Linked DNA regions of Homo sapiens: region 1 is linked to region 2. The links are chromatin loops, found by intact Hi-C in ENCODE. Cell type or tissue: Caco-2. All regions are shown on one strand. Links, peaks and the distances in the headings refer to the core of each region. The heading gives the core; the rest is flanking DNA. Region 1 overlaps FAT3 (FAT atypical cadherin 3). Region 2 has its middle 13 kb from the start of FAT3.

What was found. A loop is a pair of places that touch in the nucleus more often than their neighbours do. Peaks named below come from ENCODE experiments on the same cell type or tissue, not always from the same donor. Only the 100,000 strongest peaks of a DNase experiment are listed, where the experiment ranks them.
Region 1: a loop joins it to region 2, with 4 times the contacts of the local background. A loop is called at or near these places in 4 of 110 quality-filtered maps.

The regions. Positions count from the first base shown.
Region 1 is chr11:92,285,392-92,288,319 of GRCh38, forward strand. All of the region lies in intron 1 of FAT3 (FAT atypical cadherin 3), which reads left to right. Among named protein-coding and RNA genes, the nearest start is that of FAT3, 62 kb to the left of the region's middle. In Caco-2, for the core only: no CTCF peak of the experiment used is centred there; a DNase peak (open chromatin) is centred at 1,580.
Region 2 is chr11:92,210,343-92,213,270 of GRCh38, forward strand. No RefSeq gene overlaps it. Among named protein-coding and RNA genes, the nearest start is that of FAT3, 13 kb to the right of the region's middle. In Caco-2, for the core only: a CTCF peak has its summit at 1,463; a DNase peak (open chromatin) is centred at 1,459.

The sequences.
Region 1 (2,928 bases), core at 305-2,804, 75 kb after region 2:
CGTTCTATTGTGGAAAAAAGCGAATATGCTGTGCAAGCTTTTATGTGTAGGAATGGGAAAGAGGATACTGGGAGAAGTAATGCACATTTCAGATGGTTAAGTGCTGAACATGTTCTATTGAGGGGAGTATCCCATTCTTACAACACTATTGTAGCTCATTTGAGGGGCAACACAAGTGGCTATTGATCATCTGTGTGATATTTTGGGAAAGACACTTAGGTCTCTGTTTCTATGAAATAATCTTAACCAACTTCTAATGTATTCCCTTTATGCTTAGGAAAAAACAGTTATCTTGGCAGAAGAATCATCTGTCTGGTTCCCTTGCGCATGTCCTGTTTTGTCTCATAAGAAGAGGCATTTGTATATTTTAAATTTGGTGCCAAAATTAAGAAGAAGTATCTGTAGTCCTTATGTATCTGTCTATATGTGTTGAATTAAGGTAGCAGAGGGTAGAAATGGCAATGTGGCTTATTTGGAGGATTGTATATTTTGTTTTCTAGAATGTTCCACCTTGTTTCCTACTTCTCCTCCAGGACGTGGGGTGTGGCCAGAAGGATGGCAGGCAGTGGGCACACAGCTTGGCAACAATCTTGAGTGCCACTGCTTGTGCTTTTCCCCGAGATGAGAGTGTCGGTAAAAACTGCTGCTTAAAACAGCGTGACTCCCTCTCTCTCCCTGGAGACTGACTGCCTTCCCTTTTCTGTTGACCTGAAGCTTTAGATCAGAAGACAGTTCCTAATGCGAAACTCTCCCCAGTTTTGGCAGTGGGGATACACATTGCCAGTGATGCTTTGTCATTCTGGCAGTTGATTTATTGCAGAGGTTCAGTATGCAGTGTCTGTGGATTGGAAAAATTCAGGGTTCAAGTCTTTTCTATCGACCTCTAGGCAATCACTGCCAGTGATAGGATCAGTCCAGGGTTTTTGATTATTCCAAATTTCATGTTGCAGAAGCCTGGATAATCGAGCAGTGCGTAATGGGATGTGAATGCCGAAGTCCTGGAAATAGCTTTGAGAACCTTCTTATATGCACGGAGGGAATGACTCCAACTTATCCCGTTTGTTCATTCAGTTCTCTATGTAATCTGCACATGGTAACTGAGTGGACTGGATGGTGTTATTCAAATATAGTATGTGCTTTTGGTGTAGTTGTTTTCCTGAAGGACCATGCTTGAGTTAGCAGTAGTCTCTGATAACTAGTTCACTTAGAAAAGCTTCACATTTCTCTTGTTTTAATAATACATAACACATTTAAGCCACAGTTAAGAGCATTTTACCATAGGATAGCATAGAAGAAAACTATAGCTGTTGCCAGCCATCTTTTGGTTATACACTAAGAGCTCATTTGCCTTTTGCTATTAACGCTTGTGGCATCTGTTAGAGAAAAGCGACTCCTGGTAGTTTAGACTGCATTAGGTGTGTAGCCTGAAGTATTCAATGCATCAAACTGACTTCAAGTTGACTCATTACTCCCTCTTGAACAAAAGACAGTATGTGTGGAATTCTGATTACAGCTTAGATCTTCAGCTTTAAGAAGCTGCCCTTTGAGCTTGCTCTGTAAATAGTGATTAGGTGCAAACCTTGGATTTTGGTCCTTCACCACCCAGAATGGTGCCTGGGTACTGAAGAAAAGAGCTTTTCCCATTGCAGAAGCACTTTAAACAGTAGATTCTTTAGCAGGGAAACTAAAATAGGTTTCCTGTTCTTCAAATGGGTATTTTAAGTGCTTTGCAGGTGTATCTTAGAGAACGGAGGTATTTATTTTTAATGAGAAGAACTGAAGAATAAAAACAATCACAGCCTTGGAGAATTGCAGATCAAAGCTTTTTTTTATAAAACAAATGAAGGCCTCCATCCTACGAGCTAGTAAATTCATTAATTTTTAATAGAGGAATAGGCTATAAATGGTAATTTAATTCTTTTGGCAGAAGATCGTTTAAGTGGTGTTTAAAAATCTACATACTTAGGTGGTTTGGAGTGAAAACCTGCTGTGATATCTAAGGCAGTAAATGTGCAGTGCAGCTGAAAAACTTGTTCAGAAGCACTATGGGTCCTTTATAACTGCTCTGTTTCTACCTAATGTACAGTATAATATTTTGTACTACAGCCATGTTTAGTTACTTTAGAGCTGGGTTTCCCATCTTGCTGTTTGGGTCAGAAATGCTACTGTCAAGAAGTAGAGTTGTAGGCAGCAATAATTAGAAAATCCCAAGCCTTTCAAATCTATTTCATGTTTCTCCTAATTGGTCAGGATCTCCCCTCACCATTCCAAATACTTGTGCTCCCCTCTTAAGTTATCCCTGTGGTTTCTTTCTTTTGCTCTTCAAATAGCAGCTGTAACATTTACCGAAGAAGCCAAGTTCAGCTCTCCAAATGATGGCTAGTTCCATGAGAGAGCCAGTCTGCTTGGAAGTGCCAGAGGTTCCCAGGTAGCAGCTCTTCTAGAACTGTGCTGCTGTGAAATGATCACATTGGAATGGTCATAGAACTCAGGGAAGCCACATTTGTTAAAGTGGCCTAAGTTTGGAGCCGTTTTGCAGGCACAGAAAAACTGCAGAGCAAATGAGTTGTCTATGATATAGGTGTGTGTATGGAGGCACGTCTTTGTAAAATGGAAGTTGTTGCTGGGCTGAGAAGTACCTTTGGGAAATAAGATAAATTGTGCAGTTGAAAAAGGTTAAGGCGTGTTCATCAATAAATGATTGGATAAAAAAACATGATATGTACGTACAGTAGAATACTATTCAGCCTGTAAAACAAAGGAGATTCTGCAATATATGACAACATGGATGAACCTGGAGGACATTATGCAAAGTAAAATAAGGAAGTCACAAAAAAACAAATCTAAAGTAGCCAAATTTATACAATCAGTGACATGATGGTTGGCAGGGTCTCAAGGGCAGGGAGAGTTTGAGAGTTACTAATCAAA
Region 2 (2,928 bases), core at 168-2,667:
ATTTTATGGTTAAAGAAGGAAACAGTCGATATTCAAGACAAAATGATAAGGACTAATAATGGTAGAATATAATATCTTCCCAGGAACACACTGAGGGACTCTGCCAAACCTAGGTAGGTTTTGCTTACTCCATCACAATGAGGTAAAAGTGGTGGAATTTCAGTTATATTCTGAGGTTTGGCACAATCTTCCCACTGTCCTTAGGTGATTAGGGGCATCCACCTAATTCAGCCATATGTAAAGTAATTGTGGTGCTAAAGGATACCAGAAAAGCCTCTCTGCCTGTTTCTCCTTATCAATCATCACCAATTGACAGTGATGCCAAGGGCTGTCAGGATGCCTCCTAGAAATGTGGATTAAATCTAGACCCTGAGACTGTGTCCAACTCTGTGGTCTGACAACACCTTTATGCTGTCAGTACTCAATCAGTGCTCTTCCCCTTCATCATTGTCAGTAATATCATCCTCCCACCAGTAAATGTGAACTCTGCCTCACAGCCATGGCAGCTCCCACAGACCTGAAGTGTGAACCCATCTCTGGGCTTCAGTTGGCAATTGAATTGCAGCAGAAACCATACCAACTCCTGATGTGTGAAAAAGACGAGGATCTGAATGGCACTGTGCTTTATCGGCCATAAACACACAGTTTATGAAGAAAAAAACTTAAAGGAAGGAATAAATGACTCTTTAGGTTCACTACTAATGGCTATTCTTTTTCTCTCTAATTTTAAAAGTAGAACGTGGTCATAGACAATTGGGAAAATTACAGAAAGGCATAAAGAGAAATACAAAAATGACCCATAACAGCACCACGCAGAGATAACCACAGTTAACATTTTATTGTTTCTCTTTCCTGTCACTCTTGCATACAGATAAATACATATTTTACATAAAAGTAGATCACAGAAAATAGATGACCCACTTTTTATTCATCTTTAATATTACGGGCACTAACCCAGATCATTTTCATTAAATATTATTCAGAAACATGATTTTTATACATTAGGGTAGTCCACTTTCACATTTCTCTCTGTCCTGTTTGGCATCCATGAGTCCAAAATAAGGACCTCATATTAAGGATAGTTGTTGCTAAAACGTTGACTTTCCATCCTCAATGTTTGTCATACACTGGGTCCTCTAGAAAGTGTCTGTGAGAGAGGGTATGTGGGCTATTAACTGATTGGAAACACAGTTGAAGGAAGCAGTAGCAGAGGATGAGGGGAGAGAGGCTGGGAAGGATGGAGAGTCAATACAATAAAGCATTTTCCAGCAGGTTGCCACAGGACTGCCTGGGAAGCTCTATAATCAGAATCGAAAGATCATCCATAGGAAGACGGAAGGAGACTATCCACATGCAACCATCTGCTGCTGGATGAAGATTCACTCCACAGAGTGCCAGTGTTCTTGCATTTCTGGGTTGCACATGCACGAACACCAGGTGGAGTCTCTTGCCATGGGCCTGAGGCAAAGCCCTGTCAGGCTGGAGCTGTGTGGAGTCATGGGAGCTGGTGCACAGCAGCAGCTGGAAAAGAAACAGGCGGGTCTGATGTACTGCAAAAAAGATGTCTGATTCAATGCCTTGTATACAACTTTATGGCTATTTTTAAAAAAAGAGACAAAAACCATAAATGTTTAAAAGAAATATTTCATTGTTATTTTGACAACGTTAGGCCACAAAGAGAGATAAGAGAGAATAAAACTGTAAAAGTTTTCTTTTACAGGAGAGCAGAGTTGGTGCATCTTATCCTAGTAGGACAGTCACAGGCACCTGCAATTCCTTTCCTTCAAAATCCTCCTAGTAACAACTGCTCTGGGATGTCTTTCTTTATTATTCCCCCTGAATGAGCATTGTCTAGTGCACCCATGGCATTTTTGTACTCTCTTCCCTCTGCAGTCACCATGACAGTATTGTAGGGTGGGTTCTCCACTTAACAGAGTAGAAATTGCTAAATACAACGGTTTAGCCTTTTGTATCTATGTATGTACTCAAAATTGTGAAGTAACTTCAGTCAGAATTTTAGAGGTAAGAACACTTTATTTAAACACATAAATAATATCAAATTCCCATTCTGTAAATAGCAATACTTTAGGCAAGTTCAGTGGACATGGAGATTAAATGAGGTATGTCAGTGAGGCTGCAGATAAGGTAGCACAAGTATACGAATGTCTTGTCCAACAAACACTGCTCAGTCACCCACTTATTCATGCCAAGCACGAATAAGAAGTAAAGAAGAATCAGATACAACCTTTTATTTATTTTACAGTTAAAAAAGGAGCACTTTATATTTGTTACAAGCTGAAAGTGCATTTTTGTATATATTAACTAGTTAGATGTTTATTCTAACCCTGGGGAATGGAAGTTAAGGCCCCAGGCTCTGGACTAAGAGAGGTGTCATTTCAAGTCTCACTTATGTATAAAACAAAAAGAATAATGATAATATGAACTTTACTGGGTTGCTGTGAGAATAAAATAAGATAATGCATATAAAGCACTTAGTACATTGCCAAGCATAAAGTAACTTAATAAATATTAGCTGTTTGTTATATTGTTCCAATTTCACAGTGAGTTTAAATGCATTGTTCAGGATCCCATGTCAGGGTGGAGTTAGAAGAACACTTGTTTTCTGTCTTCCAGGCTAGCAATATTTCTTTTGAGGTACAACACTGAGAAGCACAGTTGCTAGTTTCAGACCTCCTTCCCTAACACTCAGAGCAACTTTCTGCACTAATGGACAGTCAATAAACACGGTTGAATAACTAAGAGGTGGAAGACTGTAAGTCAAATTATATAGTTGCTAATGTATAAAAAAAACAAAACGTGTTTCAGTGCTTTGCTTGGCATTGCTGGGGAGAATATTAAAGATATCAAACATTATCGGTTCCTTTGGTCAACTGTCTGGTGAGAAAAGATTTAGTTGCTCAGCTCATG